Regions from separate parts of the Homo sapiens genome. Here all the other regions are linked to region 2. The links are chromatin contacts, found by Hi-C or POLR2A ChIA-PET in ENCODE. All regions are on one chromosome and are shown on one strand. Each heading gives the region's core, a stretch centred on a gene start or an enhancer-like site at or near the end of the contact. The rest is flanking DNA. Distances are from core to core; before and after follow the strand shown. Region 1 overlaps LOC105371244 (a long non-coding RNA gene). Region 2 holds the start of TENT4B (terminal nucleotidyltransferase 4B). Region 3 overlaps NOD2 (nucleotide binding oligomerization domain containing 2).

What was found. Hi-C counts contacts between places; a loop is a spot of excess contacts on that map. ChIA-PET counts read pairs that join two places held with the same protein, here RNA polymerase II (POLR2A). Pooled maps may share reads with other maps.
Region 1: a loop to region 2 is called in a pooled map, with 10 times the contacts of the local background. The contact joins the enhancer-like site here to the promoter of TENT4B in region 2. A Hi-C loop is called at or near these places in 5 of 50 pooled maps.
Region 3: a pooled map shows a loop between it and region 2 (2.7-fold over the local background). The contact joins the enhancer-like site here to the promoter of TENT4B in region 2. A Hi-C loop is called at or near these places in 5 of 50 pooled maps. POLR2A ChIA-PET finds 5 or more read pairs at or near these places in 2 of 52 experiments (T-cell and activated CD4-positive, alpha-beta T cell).

What each region holds. Positions count from the first base shown.
Region 1 is chr16:49,440,057-49,443,114 of GRCh38, forward strand. All of the region lies in intron 2 of LOC105371244 (a long non-coding RNA gene), which reads right to left. Among named protein-coding and RNA genes, the nearest start is that of LINC02179, 25 kb to the right of the region's middle. RefSeq lists enhancers at 1,218-2,165, 1,421-1,700. Within about 2 kb of position 1,460, at least 8 of the 41 ENCODE cell types and tissues checked have a DNase peak (open chromatin) inside an H3K27ac peak, as active enhancers do.
Region 2 is chr16:50,151,998-50,155,246 of GRCh38, forward strand. TENT4B (terminal nucleotidyltransferase 4B) reads left to right here and starts at 1,309. Exons shown (of 12, transcript NM_001365324.3): 1 at 1,309-2,262. The coding sequence starts at 1,625. RefSeq lists enhancers at 365-1,322, 2,960-3,009 and silencers at 549-638, 859-1,028, 1,139-1,298, 1,529-1,628, 1,809-1,858 and 1 more.
Region 3 is chr16:50,707,442-50,710,514 of GRCh38, forward strand. NOD2 (nucleotide binding oligomerization domain containing 2) reads left to right here. Exons shown (of 12, transcript NM_001370466.1): 3 at 414-519. Among named protein-coding and RNA genes, the nearest start is that of NOD2, 15 kb to the left of the region's middle. RefSeq lists silencers at 1,966-2,175, 2,584-2,789. Within about 2 kb of position 1,455, at least 7 of the 41 ENCODE cell types and tissues checked have a DNase peak (open chromatin) inside an H3K27ac peak, as active enhancers do.

The DNA of each region.
Region 1 (3,058 bases), core at 210-2,709, 710 kb before region 2:
GAACATCTCTGAATGATCACAGCAGTGCCAGGGCTCCCAGGGGATCAACAGAGGCCTTTGCTATGACTGCATCACCGCCCATCTCCTTCTCTGCCCCATCCTGAGTCCCTCTCTCCCTACAGAGGCTGGTTCTGCATACAAATATCCACCCCAGAGCCTACCTCCCAGGACACCCAACGGTGACACCCTCTAAACCCTCATGTTCTCATGAGTCCTATGGAGAGATTCACCCACTTTACCATGCCTTTGAGAGTGTAAGGAGATGGCACAGGCAGGCAGCCTAGATGGGAGTGTGCCATGCGTGTGGGAGGTGCTCAGTGACTCCTTGCTGAACATCATGGACCGAGAGCTTAGAAGAAGGCAAGAAATATGTGGCGATAGTTCCTAACCACCTGGAGTTCACTCCCCTAAACCAGAGCTTCTCACCCTTGGCACTGTTGACATTCTGGGCCGGATAATTGTTTGTTGCAGGGCAGGAGGGGCCTGTCCTCTGGGCTACAGGGTGTTTAACAGCCTCTACCCACTAGATGCCAGTAGCAACCCCCAATTGTGAAAACCAAAAATGTTTCTAGACACTGCCAAATGTCCCCTGAGAAACAAAATTGCCCCTGGCTAAGCAGCGCTGCCCTAAATCATTAAAGTTCCCTGAGCCACCTCTGAGAGAGAGTCACGGTTTGGGGCCAAAAGTCAATCAGGGGCCCTTCCTAGGCCCCTCCACAGGGAACAGGGAATCTCAAGTAAGGCCAAGGGGAAACGTGAGAAACGTGGGGCAATGGCAACAGCCCACGCACGGGGGTGGGGACGCTGCTTCAAACCCCAGCCACGCATCCTGCAACCCGCACAGGCCGGTCCCCTTCTCCCAGCCTCAGCGTCCTGAGATGGGAAATGGAGACAGCAATTCCATTCCTTCGACCTGCCAGGGAAGTTTCCCCAAACAATGGCTTGGTGCGTGTGCGTGTGAGAGTGTTCTGACAGCAGTAAACGTACTGTGCAGAAGTACAATGGGGTTGGCTCCCACAAACAACCATCTTACCCAAATTCAGCTAAGTGAGTGCAGACAAAGAGAAGGAGAGAGAAATAGGCAGGCAGAGGCGCATTTATTGACCCTGTCACTGTTCCCTCATCCCCATCGCCCCAGGGACAGGGAAGGCACAGCTAAAATGCCCAAGAGACAAACAAACAAACAAAATAAGTGAAATTCTCAGAACCCATCAGGTCCTAATGATTCACAGGATTTTTGAAGGTAAATTTTACTACAGAAGATGTTGCTGTATTGGGCAATTATCCAAGCCTTGAGTAGGGATATGACTGAGTTTTGTTTTTTACTCCAAAAGCAGTGAATAAAAAGCATTTCAAAGAAAGTAATGCCAACTTGACAAACCCATTCCACCAGCAGTGGGCAGCAGAAACAGGAGGAAAAAGAAAGTTTGCCTCTGAAACACCTGGTAGATGTAGACCCGGGCCTCCGCCTCCTCTCCACTGCCCGCCCTCCATCCTGCCCTCCCCGGAACAGACGGAAGCAGCGAGATCCTGAAATAGCCTCGCTCTCAGCGGTGAGACAGGAAGCCACCAGCCCCAGGCCTGAAAGCCATCATGCAGTTGACACAGGGACCCCGCTGATGCCGCGTCATTTACCTTCGGGGGACTCGCAGCCGCCCCCGCAGCCTGGGTTGGCAGGCCGGTGGAGGTCGGCCAGAGGCGTGCTCCCTGGGGCCATCCCAGGGAAGGCCCAATGATCACTTGCTCCAGAGCAAGTGGCTTCTTCCCCACTACCCTTCTCTGAAACCCCACACTCTGGTTCTTCCATCCCAGACCCAGAGGCTTGATTTACCCCATAAACAGTGTGGGGTCTATAGATTCTTTTCGGGGGCCATTAAACATGCTTGAGATCTAAAAAGAAAAAAATAATAATAATTGTGACTGTAAAATACAAGAATAAAACTGAAAAATCAAAATTACTAACAAGTTCAAAACCACAATTCTAAAACCCTTTTCACTTTTTAAGCAAAATAATTGTACAAAACAATTGCATTCTATGTAAGCTGAGTCAATTTTTTTTAGTCTATTGTTGTAGTGTGGAAAAGGTTCTCACACAGATCTTCAGTTGACCCCCCCAAAAAACTTACTCCTTTCACCTCCTAGAGGTAACTTTCTCTTGTCTTCCTGTGTCTAAATGGGACGGTGAGACAGAAAATCTGCAAGTCCGTACAACACCTCTCTTCCTGAATCTGCAGGACAGTCTCTGAGACTCCAGGGCACAGCCACTGTAAAAGCCAGTCTTCTGGAGCTATAGAGAGTTTTAGCACAGATCTGAATTCCTGGATGCATCCAGGAGCTAATTCTAAACGTCTGTCCCCCCAGCCCAAGATGTCAGTCACCTGTTTCATCTCTGCAAGTTTAATGGAAGATGCCAGGCTAGGAGTTAGGGGTGGGGGTTCTTAGACAAGCCTGGCCCTCTTTCTTATAGAAAGCGGAAATGCCATCGTTCTGCTCCAATGTCACCACCAAAAGTAGAGAAAAACAGGACAGACTGAGAGGGCCATTTTCATTAAGAAATAAGAGCTAGAAATAGCACCTTTCACCTGGGTGAAAGAGATCCAGTTCTTTGTGGAAGAGAAAGCTATTCTCACTGATTTCAGATGCAAACAAAGCGTGCCTGTGTCTTCCATCTTGACATCCACTTCCCTCACTTCCCTGACCTACAAGCCCTAAGCTAGGTCCATCCCAGCCCTGCCACTCTGCCCCTTCTCTACTGCCCCTTCTCCTCCAGGAAATCACATGTGGTTGATGGAGGGCAAATGCCTGCCCACTACCTGCCGGGTCCCCCAGTTGGCAGAAATCTTTCTCCACAGTCGGTGGGCAGGGTTGTGTTTATTTTGCAATTAACAAAGAACAAAGGAAGTGGCAGGGCGCTTGGAGGTGGTGCTTCTGGCTTGCTTTTGGGGACCTGAATTCCTGCCTTGCTCTTGGCTCTGTCGGCTCTGGCTCCTGGGGTGGGAGGGGAGTCACTGCCCTCAATCATTTCACAGCAGTCTGTGTCTTTTTTGGCCAGGTCACT
Region 2 (3,249 bases), core at 59-2,558:
CAGTGAGCTGTGAATGAGTCACTGAACTCCAGATGACAGAGCAAGAGTTAGTCTCGAAAGAAAGAAAAAGGTAGAGCGACACTTAGTTCTTTGATAGTTTTCCACTATTTGTCATAAAAACTTTCCAGGATATTGAGCTCCCAAAATGGAAGGCCAATATCAGGCATCAGGGACTTGTTCTGGACGTTGGACCAACCTTAAAGGGCCCACATAGAAGCTGTTCACTTACTTTCTTTTAGTCTCTTGATTTAAAATACTTAACATTCCCCTTTCCTTGGCTTTTTAACCACTGAGATTTGAAAGACATGCAAATAACGACCTAGTGGACAATCTTTGCTGATGCTAAATCTTCATTTTAGGATTAAAAGGTTTTGGGTTTTCTTAAAATTTAATGCTGAACTCAGAAGAGCTTTCTAAGGCTGTTGGTGCACCTTAGGGCAGGAGAGCGTCTTTGCTACGCCGCGCAGGAGTGTGTCTGCTTCTCTGTGCATCTACACGTGTTTGCGTGTCCCTGTAAAGTGGGTTGAGTGTGCGGCTGCGGCTTTCCGCCCTTGGCTCACACTCTCAGTCTTAGTGGTCTCCCCCAGGGCTATGCATGGGGTACAGGTTTCTGTGGCCTCAGGCCGGGGTGAGGGGTCCCCCACCCCGGCCAGGGCGCAGCAGGGCGGGGCACACGTAGCCGTGCAGGGTCTCGCGCAGCCCGCGTCAGGACCCCGGGGCACACGCTCGGGCAGGGGGCGTGTCCCCACGCCACCAGAAAAAGTGTTATAGGCTGTTTTTTTTTTTTTTTTTTTTTTTAAAAAGAAAGTGTTTTAGAAAGCAGGCAGAAGCCAAGACGTCAGGAAGGGTTGCGAGGGCCCGGGATCCGGCGGCCACAGGGATGGGAGGGGCGAGGAGCGAGGGGCGGAGTGGCACCTCCCACAACGCGCTCCCTGCGGGGCGGGCGGCAACCTCCATGCGGCCTCGTCCACGCTCAGCACCGGGGAAGCCGAGGCGGAGAAGCCGCGCGCGCCTCAGAAGCTCCCGGACGCCCAGGTACGTGGGAGCACTCCACAGATGGCGCAAGTACGGTTGGGCCAGGCGGTTGCGGCCCCGTCGCGCCGCGGCCTCTGTGACGCACGGCGAGGCCTCCCGGGCTGCTGCGCGGCGCAGCGGGGGCGGGGCGAGCGCGTGAGGGCGGGGCGGTGGGGGGGGGGGGCGGAGCGAGAGGGGCGGAGCCGGCAGAGGCCCCGCCCCGGGGCCGGAGGAGCGAGGACGCTACGGAGCAGGCGCGTCTCGCTGCCGCCGCTGCCGCCGCCGCCGCTCGCTCTTCTGTGGAGCCGCCGCCGCCGCCGCCGCCATTTGCACGGGGACCCCAGTGACAGGGGCTCGGCGGAGGGGCGGAGGGGCGGAGGGAGGGGGGGAGGGCCCGCGGAGCCCCCGAGGGCGGGAGCGACGCCGCCGGCGCCGGCCGGGCTCCCTGCGCGACCGCGCCGCCCGCGGCGGGCCCCGAGCAGCAGCAGCAGCAGCAGCGGCAGCAGCGGCAGCAGCAGCAGCAGCCGAGGCCGGGCGTGCGCCTGAGGCGGCGGCGGCGGCGGCCCTGCGGGCGGCCGGGAGGGGCGGGGGCAGCGGCCGCCGCCGTTTGATGGATCCGAGGATCGCCTGGTTTCAGCCAGAGCAGCTCGGACCGTCCAACAGTCTGTGGATGCAGATCTGGGAGACGACCCAGGGGCTGAGGAACCTCTACTTCAACCACCACTGTCACAGCAGCGGCGGCGCGAGCGGCGGCGGCGGCAGCAGCAGCAGCAGCAGCACGGCCACCGGCGGGAGCGGCAGCAGCACCGGCAGCCCCGGCGGCGCGGCCTCGGCCCCGGCCCCGGCCCCGGCCGGCATGTATCGCTCCGGGGAGCGCCTGCTGGGCAGCCACGCGCTGCCCGCGGAGCAGCGGGACTTCCTGCCCCTAGAGACGACCAACAACAACAACAACCACCACCAGCCCGGGGCCTGGGCCCGCCGGGCGGGCTCCTCGGCGTCCTCGCCTCCCTCGGCGTCCTCGTCCCCGCACCCTTCGGCCGCCGTCCCCGCCGCCGATCCAGCCGATTCGGCCTCGGGCAGCAGCAACAAGAGGAAGCGCGACAACAAGGCCAGCACGTATGGACTCAACTACAGCCTGCTGCAGCCCAGCGGAGGGCGGGCCGCGGGGGGCGGCCGAGCAGACGGCGGCGGGGTCGTGTACAGCGGGACCCCGTGGAAACGGAGGAACTACAACCAGGGAGTCGTGGGGTGAGTGCTGGCTCTGCGGCCCGATGGCCTGGCCGGTGCGAATGCGCAGCCGGGCACACGCCCACAGAGGGGGGTTGTGAGGGTCTAGGAGCGGCCACCCCCACGGCCTGCCTTCGCTGCTGTTGCACGGGGGTGCTGCTGGCCATCCCCAACCCCCCAGTCGTTCACACCTTTCCCCAAGCCTCCTTAGCCGTCCACACCCTCCGTCTCCTGTCCTCCCTTAGTCGTCCACACCTTCCTCCCCTCCCTCTTAACCGTCCACACCTTCCCCAGGCCCCCCCCTTTATCCATTCACTCTCCTCCCATCCCCCTTAGTTAAACACATCTACCCTTGACCACCACCCCGCCTCCAGCCCTCCACACCTTTTTCCCCATCATCACAACTCAAGATGAGACCGCTTAGCACGGGCCTATCATTCATTCCCTGAGAACATTGGTGTGTGAGTGTTTTTTGATGGTGCAGGACCCGGAGGTGCTTTCCTTGCCAAGAATAGAAACATCCAGAATGCTCCTCCCCATCCCCCAATCCCAGACAGCAATTATGTCAGCCCTGTAAGGCATTGCCTGCTCTTGACCCTTTGGCCCATCTTTTTATTTTTAAAAAATTCCCATGTCACAGATGCCCTGTCTATGCAGAGGGTGGCGTGGGATGGGTGACCACTAAGTTTAGGCTGGTGAAGGTGGTGAGCCCTTCTGAGGCCCTGATAGAACTTTCCAGGAGTTCATGGTCCGCGGCTCCAGCTTCTCACTGTAAAGTTGTCATCCTGGCAGAGGCAGCCAATGCTTTTCATTCTAGGGGGTAGAGATTTATGCTAATGAGTGAATATTGCACCACTAGTGACTTTCTGTTTAAAGTTCAGCTCTTAGAAAATGGAATCTTACCTGACCCCTAGTGAATTATGTACATAAGCAGGGAATGTTTCCAACTAGATCTCCCTTCAGAAGAGTCCCTGTGCTGGAATAGGTCACTGAATCTTATTTGTTTTG
Region 3 (3,073 bases), core at 205-2,704, 560 kb after region 2:
GGTTCAGGGAGACAGTTCAGGCTGGAGATGAAGATGTGGGAGTCTGAGGAGAGATTGTATTCAAATATTCAATCCATGAGACTTGATGAAATCACTTCTCTTCCAAATGATTTACAGCCTGCAGAATCATTTTCCCTATCTTTGTAGGTTTATGTCTTCATTTTGTTTCATTTATTTTTCAGTTATTCACTGTTTTAGTGAGTTTTGAGTAGGAGCCAGATTGGATGCATGCGTTCAATTCACCATCCAACACTGTATTAACTACTTGAAACTCATGTGGTTGTTCGGTTGTTTTTTTGACCTTTTATTCTGGATGGAAGAGAGATGCTTATGAAGTTGCAGTAATCAGTAAGCCTTCCCACATTGCTCCATCAGCCTTCCTGGAAGAATAATGTCTTCTGCCTTTCCTGTAGGCAAGAAGGCTGCTTGATCTTGCCACGGTGAAAGCGAATGGATTGGCTGCCTTCCTTCTACAACATGTTCAGGAATTACCAGTCCCATTGGCCCTGCCTTTGGAAGGTAGGTGTATGTTCTCAGTTAATCAGAAAGGGAAGGGCAGTCAGTGCAGATCCATGGTTAAGAGCAGAACACACCTCGGTTAACATCCCATATGCTGGCAGTATAGCCTCCCTATGACTCAATTTCCTTGTTTTAAGGCTAGCACCACCCCGTCTCATTGGGATTTTGGGAGCATTAAAAGGACAAAAGCGTGTAATGTTAGCTATTAGCTTTCATTATCTCCCACACAGTATACTGACAATTGGGCTACCATATATTGAGGGCTAACTAAAGGTGTTACTTACCATCCAAACTCTCATTATCTGTACCGAAAAGATATGGACACATGTTTTGAGTTAGGGCTGGTATCTCTTGATCTCTGAAATTTAGCAGCTCACAATGGGAAACTCAAGAACCAAGTGGATCTAGAGACTCTGGTATCCCTCAGTGCCCAGGGTCACCACCCAAACTCAGGAACAGGAGGGGCTTGGACCGCACCACTTGAACATACCAGGCATCCTGCCAGGTGCTTTATGGACAATGTCTACCCTTTGCAACAACCCTGAGAAGTAGGTGGTGTTTTTTTCCACCTTATAGATGTGGAAACTGGGCAGGGAGGTTAAGTGACGAGGGAGGGGAAGATGGGTCTGATTGTAAATTGTCCCCACCTACACTTTCTCTTTTCTTGGGAGAAGAAATGTCAGTTGTAAAGAGAGAGTGCAAGCCTGGCACTCTTTAGGGCTTGTTCCTACACCACTGTAGGGAAAGCTCATTGGCACTGAAGCCCCCTGAGCTGTGTGTGGTGCTGGCAGATGGGTCTATCACCCTGGGCTGTGTCCTCTGGGCAGCAAGCAAGCCTGTGGGCGGGGTGGCTGGAAGTCTGTGCCTGGCACTCGCGAGTGCACCGTCTCATTGAAGAACAGGATCTAAACATCAGTGCGCCACAGCAGGGTGCGCGGCACGGAGTGCAGGCCCTGGTTTGGCCCTTGGTTGAGGTTTGCTGTTGACATCATCAAGCACAGCTAGTCACTGTAAGACCAGGCCAGGGTGCAAGATTCCCCACACTTCTAAAGGTGACAATTGGTGTGTTTATTTCTCTATAAAATGACATTTTTTTTTTCTGGAGAATTTTAGTATCATTGGTGATGACTGGAAAACCTGCATCAGAAATCAGGTCGGAAGAGGAAGATATATATCTGATATGTACTGGAGAGGAAGATATCTATCTTATGGTCTAAGTTCAGGGATCCTGGTATATTCAGAGGGCAGAAAGCTCAGCAATAATCATCAACTCTGGGAACAGAGGTGACATAAACACAGGGCGTCCCCTTTGTGTGACTGCAGATAGTCATCAGTGAGCTCAGAGCTCTATGAAAATTACTTGCTAGTTTTTGGGTTGAAAATAGTGGGCCAGTGTTTGGTTGGGGGCAGTGAGGCTGTGATGGCGGGGGACCATGCCAAGCTCCTACCAGCCTGGGACGCTAAACCAGCACTTCCCCATTTCCTGAAAGGGGAACTAAACTCTGACACAGGAAATGGTTTGCTTGCATTACTTTCAGGATGAGAAAGGAAGAGCACTGGCCTTCCAAACACACCCCGTGCATGAAAACTCTCCCTGCATGGGGTGCATGGGGAGGATGGGGAAGTGGAGGCAGGATCACAGACTCTTGTTCGAGTGCTCAGCTGGGGCACCCCGGTGACCCCGAGGCCTTCCCTTGCTAGGTCCACCCAGATCAATCAGGATCATCTCCCCATCTCGAAGTTTAACTTTATCACATCTCAGAGTTCCTTTTGCCACGTAAGGTAACATATTCACAGGTTCTGAGAATCCGGACATGGACATCTTTGAGGGTCTATTGTTGTGCCTACTATATCCATGAATAATAATGATAATAAGCACCATTTTTTGAGAGTTTGCCATGTCAGATATTCTTTTAAACTGTATTTTATCTCGCTGCCTCCTGAAAAAATCCTTCCAGGTGTATATTGTCCCCATTTTTACAGATGAGAGAACTGAGGCCCAGAAAGGCTAAATGGCTTGCCCAAGTGTATGGTGGACCCAGGTTTTCAAACTCAGGTGTGTCTGGCTTCAGAGACTGGGCTCCTGAGCCCTTAAGCCCTTTGTTCCCCTTTAGAAAAAGTCACCTGAGGCTGAGTGGTGAAGGGATTTATCCAAAGCCACCCGGCCACTATGGCAGGACAGATATCAGAATACAGGTCTTCCGATCCCAGCCCAGAGCCCCTTCCCGTCATCTAGAACTCCTCCTGGTGTCAGTAATGATAACGGCAGTCACTGATGTCTTTTGAGCACTTACTTTGTGTTGAGCACTTACACTGTGCTAAGCACTTGACATAGGTCATCTTAGTTGATCCGTGTAAAACTCTGTGAGGTAGTGACCAACATTTCTCCCACCTTACAGAGGTGGAAACTGAGGGTTAGGAAGTTTCCTTGACTGTCCTCAAAGTGCACAGCTTGTGAATGGAGGAGCCAGGATGGGCGCCCGCTGGCTCTCCTATCCCTTCAGTTATGTCAGCGTCCCCCGCAGCAGCCCATTGTCTGGTTAGGTCCCGTCTT